Regions from separate parts of the Homo sapiens genome. Here region 1 is linked to region 2. Evidence: chromatin loops called from intact Hi-C (ENCODE). Cell type or tissue: HepG2. All regions are shown on one strand. Region 1 overlaps SLC4A10 (solute carrier family 4 member 10). Region 2 overlaps LOC101929532 (a long non-coding RNA gene).

Region 1 (8,000 bases), 180 kb before region 2:
TATTTCTGCCTCTGACATAATTTGGGAGAACCTAACTGTGTCAGTAAGTAAAACACTGAAAAATAAGTCATACCTAAGAGCTTTTGTTGACATTTTGACTCAATTATTGCCATTACAGTAAAATTTTTTTGAATGCATAATATAAAACTAATAGTTGTGTTTTAATTTTAATTTCATCATTTCAGATGCTCATCAGTAAACTGGGGTTATCTTTCATTATTAAGGTTGTTCTAATAGAAGACCAGAATTGCTCAAATAGCTCACTTATACAGAAATATGTGACCGAGATGGACTGAAAGCACATTAAATATGAGTGGTGTTGACCTAAATGAAACCATATGGCAGAACTAAGTCTGCCTTCTGTGTAAAGAACTCAGAATGCTCTTACTTTACTCTGTAATGCTGCTCCAGCTGTTCCGGATCTGCTGGGGGGAAAGGGATGTTTCTAATATTCTAGTGTCAATACTAAAGTCTTTGGGAGGAACAAATATCACTTTTCTTCACAAAATTCTGGCACCTCCCTCAACAAGATCTTTCTTTTTTCCATTTTATTCTTATCTCCCACTCAAGAAAGAGCATGGCAACATATTTTTCACCTATAACAGTTCAATCCTGTGCCATTGTCTTATTTCCTTTGACTTTTCTCTACTTTGTGATTTCTTTTTTCTCATACCTGCATTTCTCTATTTTTCTGAATCTATTCTGTGCCTCCTTTCCTATCAATACTTGCATTCTATGCTTCTGGTTCAATAAAATCTTGTAATTTGAAAATGTGTTCTACTTTAAATAAATATTAAAATCTGAGTAGCCCTACTTTCTTTTCTATTCTTCCCAGCTATAAACATTACAGGTTCAAACCTTCTACCACTTTACCTACCCATATAGGCTCAAGTTTTATTATGACTATCAGCACAAAACTATTGAGTTCTAGTTCATTTGATCAAATGCATACTATTTTAGTAAGTTGTCTAGTTAGTGAGCATAGAAATCTTTTTTGTTGTACAGATACTATAAAACTCTAAACATGATTCTTGTAAAGAGCATATGATCTATTGACTATATTCTTGATTTTCTCTATTGAATATGTTCTTTCAAAATTGAAATCAAATTACTTACTCTTTATTTAAAATTCTATCTTGACCTATATTTTACTACTTCTATTCTTACCCTAGCTGTGTTCTGTAGAATAAGCCTTCAGTTACTCTTATTGTTTTCTTTTGTTATTGTTAACATTTATTCTGTTCCACCTATTTTTCCCTAGAAAAATAACATTGCCAGTCTGCTTCCACTCAAAGAGCCATTTAAACTGAACAATAAAAGAATTGATGAGCTGATCAAGAAAAAACACTATAGTTATTCAGAATTTAGACATGGGGTCATGATTAATGAAATCATTAGTGGGTCTTCTGTCTACACTTTCTTTGGTAAACTATATTATGTTTACAGAGCCTCTTGATGTCTTCTTCAATATGAAAACCCAAATGATCCCATCTCTAAGTTATATAACATGATAATTTACTCTATATGTGTTTTGTATTATGTGAATAATTTAATACTAAATAATAATATTCCTTCTATGTATTAGCAAATCTTGAATTTTGAGAGTTCTAAGAAGCAGACATACAGCACAGTTATCAGGCTAGCTGTGAGTTAGATACCCTGAGTTTTGAGGTCAAGTAGAATAGTGAAAAATATTTTGCAATTAAAGCAAATACAGCATTGTGGGGTTGTTGGTTTTTTTCTCTTTTTTTTTGTCATTTTAAAAAGTTTTGTACTAGGTGTTAACATTTGAGCAGAAAGTTTCATATTATTTTTCATTAGTTAAAAGCAGTTTTTGCAATGGATAATTGCTAAACTTGACCAGAAACAGTCTTTATCACCAGAGGGAATACTATATAATGAAAACAATCTTGTAATTTTTAAGTCAAAAAAAGACCATTAAAATTTTTGTCTAATTGTTATGCTGAATTTTTTCCTCAATATATTCATAATGTCATCAAAAATATTTTATTAATAAAGCACTGAACTAGTGGCTATCACAACTAATTTTGTTAAAATAGTGACATAACATTTAATTTACATATTATTTGTTTGGCAGGTCCTGTAATGTTTTATTGAGTTGTTTGTTACATATCTCATGAATTATAATTTATACCTTGCCAACTCAGCAAGGGCAAAGAACTTTAGTTTTCTCTGATTCTCCCAAACTGCTCTATGCATAGTAAGTGTCAAACATTTGATAGAAGTACTTAATGTCTGTTTGAAACAGTTTCATCTTACTATTTAATGCAAATATTTATGGCAAACTGGAGTACTTAAGTTTGTGTGTATATATATATATATATATATATATATATATATATATATATATATATATATATTTGTCAGTATCTCAAAAATCAGCCTTTATAAGAAATCCTTAGGCAAGATTTAAAATATTCATAAGCAGTTAACCAGCATTTGGTGTTTCAGTGCCTGAATTACATATTTAGCTTGTACATATATAAGGGGCAGGACACTAATGCCAACTTTAATTTCTTATTCTAACTTAATTTTTGCCAACTTATAGAATTGCTGAAACTTAGAATGTGTTTGAAGAGTAATTAGTAGAAATCAGTTTGTCAACAAGCATTTTTTGAGTACCCATTGTAACTGAAACCATATGTTAGACTCAAAAAACGAGAGCAGGATTTGGATTTGGTTTTCATTTCTAAATTTCAGGACTTACTCTGTGTGTATGTGTGCATGTATGTATGTGTGCATGTGTGAGTGCCTCTGTGTGTGTATTGGGGATACAATTAGTATAAATCTGAAAATAATTGTTGAATTTAGCAGGTCACAATTTTTCTCTTTTAAAATTAGCATTTTGTTTCCTCCCAAAGAGAAAATAAATAACATTTTCAAATATGCTTTGAATTAATGTAATTAGGCAGACCATTGGCAAATTATAGAGTGTAAGACAGCTAAGGAACCCTTTAAATGTCATCTATGTTCTTAAGAATTGAGAACAAGATCCCGCCAAATGACTTTTATACCTGCAGAAATGACAAAAGATGCTCACAAATTTATAGATAATGTGTTTATCATGGAACTTTTAGCTCCTTTTTCTATGTAGCAATTTTGCTACCCATTATATTGCTTAATAATTGCTCTGCTAGCATTTCTGGACAGGTGCAGAAGAGGATGAAAAACACAAGGATTCATTTTTGCCACCTTATCTATTTTTAAAGCATTTTGAAAGAAGGAAAATTAAAACTTTAATTAAGGCCTGGGGGATTTTTCTGTGGTTTTTCAATTAGCCAAGTTGCTGTGCTCTGTATTAGCTTAACATGAATAATTGGAATTTAACTTTGCCTATCAAGGAAGATGTTTGCAGTTAAATTAGAAAAGGAGACAGATTCTTTAAGACAATAATAAGGTGTATTAACTATATTTCTCAAGACTCTCAGGCTTAGGGTAGCTAGCAACTCCAAGTAGATTTTACTAGTTGTTTGTTTTCAGATGACAGTGTAGCTATTTGTAATTTATTCTACAATCTTTGGAGTGTATTTACTTTTTGCTCTACAAAGATTTCAGGCCTAAAGTTGGGCAGACTCTGTGTTTGTGATCAATCTATCAGTTCATATTTGTCTCCAAGATCTCTCTGCAATTCAATTTATGTTCAGGGCAAGAATATCTCAAGGACTAATGAGATCACTGGATCATTTAAACCATTATTTCCTGTTTTGAAATGTAAAAATACTTTAGTAATCTAATTTTTAAATAAGATAAACCAAAGTAAGTTTAAAATAACTTTTTTTCATTCAAAATATTTGTTTGAAATGCTCAGTTTTTCCTGGAGGAAAAAAATTTTTTTGACTTTGCTGCCACCTCATGGCTAAGGCAGTAATTAGAAATAGTTCTTCAGGCTCTTACAGAACTACAGTTGCAGAAGAAAAAATAATCCATGGAGAAGTCATAGTAAATATGAGCTTTGCCTTGCTCATGTAGTAATTTTATTTCATTTGTTCTTTAGTCCAAGTTCGATAGTCCCATCTTTGACTTACAAGTTCATTTCAGTCATTGTATGTCATAGTTTTCTTGTTGCCTTTCTCATCTTTCTTGGCAGCTTTTGGACTAGATAATTCTACAAAGTCATTGTTCTTAGTCAATAAGCAATAATAATCTCACTGCAGAAATCGTGTTTGTATCACAGCTCTGCGGCCACCCACCAGTGGTGAGGCCACAACAAATTATTTAACCCCTTTATGCTTCAGTTTCCTCAGACATGGAATATTAATAATAGCATGAACATATTTTATGGTATTGGTGTGAAAAGTAATTTAAATGATGTATTTAAATAGCTGGGCATAGTGTCTGACCTTAGTAACCAATCACTATTACATATGTCATATTTTCAATATATCTCGTGTTAGGAACTTAGTAGATATTAGATTTAATACATACTAATTAATTGGTAAATCAATCGTTTTATACATTTAAATTTAAAAAGCAGTTCATGTTCAAATTTTTCATAAACCTTTGCATATTTCTCACCACCCATCCAAGTTGAACTTGAAACTCGTAATGTAATGCCTGCTAAATCATTGTGAGAGCCATAAAGGAAAAGCCTCAGCATCTGAACTACAATTGATCAGAAGGTGTTAGTTTTCTGCAAGAAATGTGTCCGGTTTTTTCTTAGTAGCTCCATTTGTTTTACTTCCTCTGGCAGGAATGCAAATCATTGCATGGAGAGTATGTTGGACGGGCCTGTGGCCATGATCACCCATATGTTCCAGATGTTCTATTTTGGTCTGTGATCCTGTTCTTTTCCACAGTTACTCTGTCAGCCACCCTGAAGCAGTTCAAGACTAGCAGATATTTTCCAACCAAGGTACTTAGACTATTTCTTGATCTAAATGTAAAATAACATAGGACAAAAGAAAGAGTAATTGATGTAATAAAAGGAGCCACTGAAAGGCTTTTGTGTGAGTGAGCTGCCAGGTTAGTTGTGGAGTGAGATGAGGGGCTGAAGAGAAAGAATTTGTGATGCAGGTGCTGGGAGTGCATATGCAGGCTTTTCTCCTAACTGCAAACCCCACGGATCAACTCCTACTTTCCTACTGACGTTTTTGGAAATTCACAGCACACACTGCATTACTGATTGTCACTTTTTTGCCCAGTGAACAGTGGGAACTATTCCAGCCTGACAGATACCTCAGAGGAGCCTATGTTACATTCTCTAATTGGGGAAGCCCCGGCAAGACTCATTGGAACAATATTCTCTTTTTCAATGTTTAAACCGTCAGTCCCTCCCCCTAACCCACCACGTTTGCATCTGCATATTTGGAAAGGAAAGTAAACAGAGAAACAGCTTAGTTCAATATTTAACACTGCAAAGTAACACCTATAATGTCTGATTCCGCCAAAAAAAATTTAAAAAAAGGAAAAGAAACAAGGAAACAAGCTTCTGAGGGATGAGCTATAGATTATGATCAAAATTCCACTCTGGAAAAATATTTCAAGAACTGTTCCTTCCGAAGGGGGCTTCTTTTTTGTCACCACTTTCTTCTCTAAGGTGGAAGATTCATTTATTTCCCCAAAAATCTTAGTCTGATTAATACAAAAACATTTTTCTAAGCTGAAACAATAATCTTAAGCATTTTGTGTATGCTTGTGTGTATGTCATAAAGGCATCTTAAAATAAACTAGATCTGGATAATAATTATATGTGAATATTTGCTCAGAATTGGCTTTATAAATGAGAAATGGCTTTAAAAATTGGCTCACATAGAATAAATTTTAAATTTGCCCACTCTGTTGTGTACATTCCCAACTGTCATGCTTATATTCTAGATAAACTAAAACATTATGTTTCTTTGATAAGAACAGATAATTTTATTTTATGATGCTTCAAGTTTATCATATTAAAGTGTTACCTGTGTGAAAGAGATCCCTAAAATCCAGCCAAATTCTGCCCATGCTACCTTATTCTGCATTCTGAATATTCACATGCATGGGTTCATCATAAAGTTAGATTTTAAATAAACATTGAAAACAGCACAACCACGATGTAGCTATTCCATAATGCCTCATTCTGGAAAGGTTGAGTGTGTACCAATCTTAACGACAGTGATACATAAATATATATTCAGGTTCTGACAGAGCTAATGGTAATCTTATAGTATGCATAAAATATAATATTATGATATTATGTCATAAAGTGTTTATAAAGTGTGACTCTAGATTATGTTCCTGAGTATTCCTTGATATTTATAGCTACTTTAAGTGACAAGTGTTTTCATTATTTTTAGGTTCGATCCATAGTGAGTGACTTTGCTGTCTTTCTTACAATTCTGTGTATGGTTTTAATTGACTATGCCATTGGGATCCCATCTCCAAAACTACAAGTACCAAGTGTTTTCAAGGTACTTACTATCTCTCTCCCTCTTCCCATCTCTCTCGGTCTAATCTTCATTTAGATGATACCTATAACTCTAGTACTTAGGATTTTCATGAAAATATGAAGAATTTAGATTAGAAGACCAGTAAATGAAATGCACACAGCATGGCTAAAATTTAGGTCTAATATTTAAAAATATAAGAATTACAAAATATAAATAATTATAAATATAAAACTTGCTTGAAAAAAATTTCCTGTCAATTCTGCCAGTTGAAATACCTATATATAACATTCTTAAAAGATAAGGAAGCATTTGAAACTAAGAGAAAAGGATTATCTTGGCAGAATTGTACAGTGAATAAGGCTTGGAAAACAGATAAAAATAGATTGGGAATAGAATTCTGACCGTGTTACTAATGGGGTACAGTTTGAATATTCCTTATCCAAAGTGCTTGGGATCGGAAGTGTTTCAGAGTTCATTTTTTTTTCAAATTTTGAAATATTTGCAAACACATAATGAGATATGTTTGGGGTGGGGCCCAAGTCTAAATACAAAATTTATGTTTCATATATACCTTATACATATAACCTGAAGGTAATTTTATACACTATTCTTAATAATATATGTGACCTATCACATGATGTGAGGTGTGAATTTTCCGCTTGTGGCATCATGTGAGCGCTCAAAAGTTTCAGATTTTGGATCATTTCAGATTTCAGCTTTTCAAATTAGGGGCACCCCTTTGTTTTCTCTGTCAAACAGGGCTGGGGACTTCTATATAGGGCTCTTGTCAGGATGAAATTTTGAGAATCATCTCAGACAGCAGCCATGTTTGGAATCCTTCCCTGAGCCTCTGCTGTGACCAAGTATCTTTTTTATCATTTTCACTCAATAGCCTCTGCACATCAAAAATAACAGTTACAATACCATAATGATGTATTTTGTTTAGATGTCTGTCTCTGATTCTAAACTGAAAGAAGCCTCTGATTTATCTTTGTATCTCAGTTCTAGCACAGTGGTCAATGTGTCAATATGCTATTTGTAAATTTCAATACATTTTCCAATAGTAAATAGTAAATATTAATATCATTTTATTTAATACAGGTATTGATTAATAACACAGATTTTTCAACAAGTCTGTCAGAGTTTAAATCCCATCTCTACCACGTACTAGCTTTGGGATCTTGGGCAAGTTACTGGATCTCTCTGTGCCTCAATTTTCTTATCTGTGTCATCTTTAGAGTGTTGTGAAGAAAAAAAAAATGAGTTAAAATATTTAAAGCACTTAAAATGGTTTTAAGTGATTTATGAGTATTATTATTATTTATTATAGGCCACTCAGCTCCTCTGTTTATAATTAGGGCTTTCCTAGTAGCATCTGTAAGACCTAATTTGATCAAGTATTCATTAATCCAGTTCATAACTATGCACATTCTTTACTTTATACAGCCCACTAGAGATGATCGTGGCTGGTTTGTTACGCCTTTAGGTCCAAACCCATGGTGGACAGTAATAGCTGCTATAATTCCAGCTCTGCTTTGTACTATTCTAATTTTTATGGACCAACAGATTACAGCTGTCATCATCAACAGGAAAGAGCATAAGCTAAAGGTATAT
Region 2 (8,000 bases):
CCTAATGAATACGGAGACCTGTGCAATTCCAACCAACACTCTGCTCTTTTCTTCCTTCATAGCTGTCACACAGAGGAAACCCAAGACAGCAACATATTCTGGAAGCCAGGTGAGGAGAGTTTCTAAGAGGGAGAGAGTGAAAAATTCTGTCAAATGTCAAATTCTTTTCAAGGAAGATGAAGCCTGAGAATTGAGCACTGGATTTAGCAATGTGGAAGTTACTGGTGAGCTTGATAGGAGCAAATTGGGGGAAAAAATGAAATAAATTTCAATTAGAGTAGGTTCAACAGAGAGCAGGAACAGCTAAATTAGAGGCAATGATAAACAGCTTTTTCAAAGAGCTGTGTTTTGTTTTGTTACTTTTTTTTCTTAAGGTAAGGAAAAGAATGGGCATTAGCTACAAAGACAATAGGATGATGAAAGGTTTTACCAGACAATACAGACAAAAAAGAGAGGATACACTGATGAGAGAGGAGAGAAGAAAATGGCTGGAACAATGACTTGAGTAGGTTAGAGCAGAGGGGATCCAGGGCTGTACTGGAGGGGCTGGCCTTCAGAAATGGGGATGGCTCAACTATATCGCAGGAAGAGAGTTGGAACATGTGTACACACATGCATCAGGGGAGGACATGGAGGGTGTCTTCTGATGGCTTCAGTTTTCTTAGTTACACAGGAAGCAAAGCCATAAGCTGGGAATGAGGATGGGGGAGGAGGTGTTGGAATCTGAGAAGAGAGAAGGTAAGAAATAACCACATAGGAGAGTAGAACAGTAAATTATCTAGGGAAATACAGTACAATTGCTAGGCAGTGTTAATCGCCCTGGTAATGTTAATGATCATGAATCTATATTGATGTCGTTAGTGGATTTTTCTCTAGATATATTCATTTGTGTGAGTGTAGTCACAGTGTAGGCAGAATGTCAAATTTAACTAGGGTTTGGCTTTATCCAAGAGAGTTTGATGAACAAAAGTAAGGCAGAGAAGTTGGGGGCAAATTTAAGGGAGTGATTATAATGAGTGACCATGAAATTTAAGCAAGATAATGAGGAAGTAAGTGAGGCTGCAAGGAAAACCAGCAGGATCAATAGACTGAAGACGGCAGGATGGATTGAGCCAAGTGACTAATTAGGGAAGAGAGTTCCAGGCAGATTGTAGTTGTTTGTGAGGTTGGGGGACTATTGGAATTGGGGTTCAGGAAATGAGTTGAAAAATAGCAGTTATTGACCAGAATAGTAAGCTGCTTAAAATTGATGTTATGGAGGGTTTGCAGTTATGGTAAAAGTACAATTGTTTATCCATGGGAATAAGTGGCCAAGGTAAAGAGGAGAACAATATCTCTAGAAGTGGGGAGGCCAAGGAACTGAGAGAACAGACATTGGAAAGGATCTGCTATAGGGATACTGAACTCACTAATAAGTAGGAGAGAATTAGAGGTAGACAAAGTGAAACATAAGTTAATTATCTCCAAAGATTAACAAGCAGTAACCAGGAAGTGCTGGTGATATATGGTGGCACGAGGGTAGAGATGACCTCAACAAACCCAGTCACTTCCAGAATGCATACAGATCTGGCTTAAAATGTTCTGGTCAGGCTGGGCTCAGTGGCTCATGCCTGTAATCCCAGCACTTTGGGAGGCTGAAGCGGGCGGATCACGAGGTCAGGAGACCATCCTGGCTAACACGGTGAAATCCTGTTTCTAATAAAAATACAAAAAAATTAGCCGGGCATGGTGGCGGGCGCCTGCATCCCCAGCTTACTCAGGAGGCTGAGGCAGGAGAATGGCGTGAACCCGGGAGGCGGAGCTTGCAGTGAGCCGAGATCGCGCCACTGCACTCCAGCCTGGGCGACAGAGAGAGACTCCGTCTCAAAAAAAAAAAAGACCTTGCTGGTCATTCCACACAAGCAAGTGGGTAATGAGGGACCATTGTTTCATGCTAGTGTTCTTATTCTCGCCATTATTTTTTTTCAGTTTTAATTGAGCTCGTGAATATTAGAGAAGAAAGAAAAAAAGGAAAGAATGTGGAGTGATGATAATTCAGTTAGTTTAATCCAGCTCAGTAATTAGTTTCAAAGTGTGGTTTGGGAACCCCTGGGGTTCCCTAAGACCTTTTTTCAGGTCATAACTATTCTCCTAATGATACTAAGATGTCATTTGCTGTTTTTGCTCTTTTCGTCTTGGGAGTGTACAGTGAAGTTTTCCAGAGGCTAGATAACTTATGATAGCAAAATATGATAATAAACACTGAGTACAGAAGCAAACATGAGAATCCACCTGTCTTCTATTAAGTCATGTAAAACAATGGCATTTTTCTTGTTATTTTTCCTGTTTTGGAATACACAGTCTTTTTCATAAAAAGTATTATTTATGTTAACTTGTAATGGAACTATTCTTTTAACTTAAATCAATAAAATGAATATTTAGGACTTTCTGTTTAATTTTGGATATGTTAAATGTTAATCGATATAGCCTGGATAAACAAAAGTCCTTTGGGGATAGCCAATTTTTAAGAGGGGCCTGGAGACCAGAAAGTTTGAGAAGCTCTGATTTTTGTCACTTACTAGAAGGCGAAGACTGGGAAGCCTGAGAGGTTGGACATATCGAGAGAAGTGGAGGTGAAGGGTCCTGCATAAACACTTCTAACCACTGTGACCTGCAACATGTTATAATATCAACTCCCTGAGGCTCTAGCAGGGGACATGCACAGGTCATAAAGTTTCTCTCCTAGCTATGGAAGTTCTCCTTACTTTGAATATCACTAGATGTATTTATTGAATTAGTAATTGTTATGAAAAATTGAGCAATAAATCAATCTGTATAAGAAAATGGTATATCTTTGAAATTTCCATAAAGCTCAACTGTTTTAAAGGCTTAGAAGTTTGCCTTTCTTTTTTGATTATGAAAGTAATACATGTCAGTATAGAAAATGTAAAAAATTCTGAAAAGCATTAAGTGACTAGGAGTTAGTTATAATTTTACCTCTCAGAGAGAATAAGTTAGCTTACTACCCGTTTTCTTCTGTCTCTATTTTTTAAACAAATATGTTACCATGCTGTATATATCATTTGAAATCATTATGTTTAATGGAGCAAAATATCCCATTTGAATTATATAATAATAAATTTAGCCAATCTACCTATAGTTAGTTAGATGTGAAAATATCCCCTCCATTTTTTTCATCTTTTATAATGTATGTTTGAATATGCTTCTCTCTATATCTCTATATATTACTTTATTCTGCACATGCACACACACACACACACACACACACACACACGCCAAAAACTATGTATATGCAGTTGTCTACATCACTGTTTCAAAGCATTCATTTTGCTGAAGGAAATAAATACTGCAAAGTTGGAACTTCCTTCCAAATTGACTTATATCTATTGTTATTGCTATTTTTAAATTTATTAGCAATTCCAATACAAGTGCCATTGTAGAATTTTTTTAAAAAAACTGATTAAATAAACCTAAATTTCATTTGGATAAATTAATGGATAAAAAATATTTTGAAAACAAAAACATAATTGAAGATGAATACTGGTGACAGCAGGTTTTAGAAGGTATTGTAAAACAAAAATAATTAAAACAGCGTGGTTTTATAGTAAGGATTGACAGATAAAGGAAAGAAATTCCTAGGAAATATTGTCTAGCACACTTAAAAATTTAGTATATGGTTAAAGGCAGTATCACAAATAAGTAGTGACACTAATGAATGTTCAATAACCAGTGCGAAAATATCATTAACTCTGTGGAAAGCAATAAACAAAAACAAAAACGCAAATCCCATTTAAGTTATTGAGATAATTAGAATAAAAGATGTATGGTGCCATCTAGTGGTTAAACGTGTAATTGCATACATACTGTTCTATGTAGAGTCTAATGGCAGAAATTTAAACCTGATGGAGAATTGAAGGGAGGTAAATTATTCATTAATAAAAAGGTTTACATCTCACACTTCAGCACTAATTTAAGAAAATATTTTTAAATACTGACTGTTTCCGAGAATATTATAAACGGTAGCCTATATAGTGATCCTGCATGAACATACAAGAAATTGCAGTTCCAGACATTCACATAAACAAGCATGCCAACCTGTCAGACTTTTTTTTAGTAACACAATGAAACAAAAGAACAATTTGAGTAAAAGCATGCTGATTGGAAATTCATACATGAGAGCAGAGCCTGCCAGCAGTTATAGTTTTGAATAAAGAACACCAGGGGAGCAACCTGTCCTCTGGCCCATGGGGACTAATGGAGAGCCAGAGCTTGCCCTGGGCCAGTGGCCAGTGCAGTTGGGTAGTTCTTGGTCTCAGTGGAGACTGCACATCTCCCAACTGGCCTCAGGCACAAGCTATACACACGCAGCCATCTCCACACTGGGTCTGTGCCTCCAGTCTTCCCATCCATCAGTCCATGGAGGCTGCTGCAAGGATGCGTGGCTAATCTAGAAAGCAGCCCTGCCTTCCATCTCTGGGAACGCACTCTCCTTCCCATTCAGTGGCTGCAGCAGCAGCTGCCCCGTTGGAATGCACAGAGCTTCCTGGCCCCAGCTCCTTGGTCCAGAGATGAGCTCCTAGACTAAAGCTGGGCCTATACGTCTTCTTCCTTGGAATTTTGAATTTGGAAACAAGAGAATTGGGCCAGTCTGTCTCTGGATTGTCAAGACTGGGAGCTTAAAATTCAGAAGCTTTGGGTGTCCATTAGTGTAAGCTGGAGAAACAGAAAGAGCAAGTGGAGAGGAAGAAGCCCAAAGAAGCAGCAGCGGGCGATGAATGAGGCAGCACCACTGTGCTCCCCCTCCCTAGCTCTGTTGCTTTGCTCTTTTTGGATGCTCAGTTACTCCTTGGATTCCTTGGATTCCCAGTATTCCTCAGATAAGCCTTTCCTTTTGCTGAAGCAAATGTAAATGTTTTTCTGTCCTCTACATTTAAAAGTGTGCTAATAAATATTTTGAAAGGACAAATCTGATCTGTATCATTCAACAGCTGCTCATTACCTGCACATCAAGTGCAAATTCTTTAGCATGGCTTTTGAGGCCTCTCATGACCTCTGAAGCCTCATCTCTGACTTGCCCTTGCTTTCTCCCTTCTCCCAGCCCCCCTCCCTCCTCCCTGTCTGTCCTCCATGCTCCAGCCACATTCCAATGCTTCTCACTTTCCACACTGCTGCATTCTACCAGCTTCTCACCACACCGTTCCCTCTCCATGAAATACTTCTCCACCACTCTTCCTCCCCCAGAAGCACTGAATCATCCTTCAGATCCCAGCTTAGGCATTATTTCCTCCCAAAGTCCTCTTAGGACCCCTAAGACTGGGTTGTTTGCTCTTCATATGCTATCCCATAGCACCTTGTTCGTAACTGTGTTGTAGCTTTTATTGCTTGGCATCAAAATGGCCTGTTTATTTGGAGGAGACACTAAGCTCTGTGAGGGAAGAACAGTATTTGCCTCACTGTTGTACCCCCCGCCCCAATGCTTTATACTTTACCTAGAATACAGTTTGCGCCCAAATATTTGTTCAATAAACAAACGAATATATACAGAGAACCATGTCTCTTATCTAAGTGAGAACAACTGAGGCCCAAGTGTGCTGTAAACTTTTTTTCAGGAAAGTGTCCAATCAGCCTCATTTCTGCTTAGACTAGGGTCTGTAAATCTCTAATAATATTTTTGAGAGCTGCTGTCTCAGGCTTCACAACCAGACAAATGCTTTTAATGTATGCAACTTTCTCTTATGCTAAATCAGAGCGAAATGCACATGAATCGATATAAAGATTATCTGCATTTTGTGGACATGGGTGGTCCAGACACCCACAAGGAGATAAATAAATGTTTGAGGTGGGTCCTTCAATGATTTTTACAACGGATGCCAATTTGGCAAGCTTGACTGGGCCCTACCAGTGTGAGGAACCATGATTTTGGTATGATGTTGGGGAATTTGTGGCTTCCATCTGCTGGTTATCTCACAAAATGTAGAGCTGAGAAAAATCACATACTGATTAAATCATAGAATCCCACACTTGGAAGGGACTTCATGAGATGATCTGGGCCCGCCTCCTGAAGGTCAATGCATAAATCATCTTGTGCAGATGGCTGTTTATACTATTTTTAAAGCTCTTTAAGGATGGAGATTACACAGCTTCCCTTGGTAGTCTGATCTTCATGGTCAAGAACTTCCTTTTTTAAAAGCCCAGCTCCTCACTGCAGTTTGGCTCATTTCCTCTTTTTGTCAGCTCTCTGTGAACATGGAGAACACATGATCAACCTTTCCTGCTAATTATCTCTGGCCCACACCTGTACCCTAGCAATTAATTATTAGGATTTATGCTATTTTTCCCCTCCCAAGCTATGCAGTTGCAATTCCTTAATTTTTTTCAGAAGACTTATTTTTTTCCTCCTCAATTACTTTTGTAATTTATACTTTTTCTCCTTAGAGTCTGTCCCATAGCTCATTATATAAAACTAGTAATAGCAGCTCTCCTCAAGTCCTAATCAGCTGTAAATAAACAGCAAAGCTTTCATCTTTTCTTACTCCAGTATCATATTTGCTGTTTAGATCACAGCACTTCCTTTTTGTTTGTGGTGTAGATTAGGTTCCACAATAAACTTCAAGCCTTTTACTGTCAAACTGCTACTTTCTACATGTCATATCTGTGTAATTCGCCTTTGTTTTTTTGATAGACTGAGTAATGCTCCCCCACCCCAAAGATGTCCGTGTCCTGGTCCCCAGGACTGTGAATATGTTACCTTGCCTGGCAAAAGGGACTTTGCAGATATGAGTAAGGACCTTGAGATGGGGAGAGTATCCAGAATTATTCAGGTGGGCCCAATGTAATCACAGGGGTCCTTATCAAACAGAGGCCCGGAGGATCTGGGTAGGAGAGAAAAGATGGCCGCAGAGATGAGAGTGATGGGCTTTGAGGATGGAGGAAGGAGCCACAAGCCAAGCAATGCAGCCGCAGGAGCTGGAAAAGGCAAGGAAACGGACTTTCCCCTGGAACTCCCATGGAGAAGCATGGCCCTGACCTGCCCACACCTTGATAGTAGCTCATTGAAACCTGTTTGGGCTTCTGATTTGCGGAGATGTAAAGCAATACATTTGTGTTGTTTTAAGCAGCTAAGTTTGTGGTGATTTGTTACAGCAGCAATAAGAAACATACAATTTACTAATATAATAATCTGTGCTTGTCTTGAACGTCATGGTCTTATTCAACAGAGCATTTTTTGATTTATAGAGGTTTCTTGATACTGTGTTCTCATCATCCAAAGCCACATCAAAATGAGTGGTTATTTACTAGACTATTGATAACCTTAACTTCTTATCAACTGTTTTAAAGTAATTTATGTACTAGAGGATTCCATTTATTGAACAGGTTCTATGTACCACATATTTGAGCTTGGAATGTGCTATCTCACTTAAGCGTGACAACAAAACCACAAGGCAGAGATTATTATCGGAGCCCCATTTTACTGGGGCTTGGAGCAGTGCAGCAGTGCAGCTAGTTGCTAATGGAGCTGACAGTCAAGCTCCAGCCTGCTTGATTTTAAAGTCTATCCTCTCTCTACCATGATGACCTGCCACTGTGCTGTGCTCACTTTCTCTAGTGGAGTACAAAATTGTGAAGAATCTGAAGCATTGAATTTTCAAGGAAGATGTGTTACTATATGTAATTTTCTTGGGAAAAAAAAGCTGGTTTCCTAGAAATGCTATGTAATTATTCCAGATGTCAGATTGAAATGATTTCAAACACCCAAACCAAAATTATAATTGTTGAAAAGTGAGAGGGATCACTCAAAAACATTAGTTGGGAAAGCAAAAGCTCTCTCTGTCTTGGCAGGAACCTATACTTTCCCTGGGGAAATATCATTTCTAAGGAGCAAAACTTCTGAATTAGTTTTCAGCAAAGTATGCTTTAAATTCTTCTGTCCTATGAAAGTTTCTGACATCGTGTCATTCTTCAGTTGAATTCTGTTGCCTACATAATTTGACATGTGAGAC

Evidence for each region. A loop is a pair of places that touch in the nucleus more often than their neighbours do. Peaks named below come from ENCODE experiments on the same cell type or tissue, not always from the same donor. Only the 100,000 strongest peaks of a DNase experiment are listed, where the experiment ranks them.
Region 1: a loop joins it to region 2, with 3 times the contacts of the local background. A loop is called at or near these places in 18 of 110 quality-filtered maps.

The regions. Positions count from the first base shown.
Region 1 is chr2:161,942,855-161,950,854 of GRCh38, forward strand. It overlaps SLC4A10 (solute carrier family 4 member 10), which reads left to right. Exons shown (of 27, transcript NM_001178015.2): 16 at 1-43; 17 at 4,712-4,873; 18 at 6,294-6,407; 19 at 7,833-7,994. Among named protein-coding and RNA genes, the nearest start is that of DPP4, 130 kb to the right of the region's middle. In HepG2, a CTCF peak has its summit at 3,878 (motif pointing left); no DNase peak of the experiment used is centred here.
Region 2 is chr2:162,120,171-162,128,170 of GRCh38, forward strand. All of the region lies in intron 1 of LOC101929532 (a long non-coding RNA gene), which reads left to right. Among named protein-coding and RNA genes, the nearest start is that of GCG, 28 kb to the right of the region's middle. In HepG2, a CTCF peak has its summit at 3,835 (motif pointing left); a DNase peak (open chromatin) is centred at 3,831.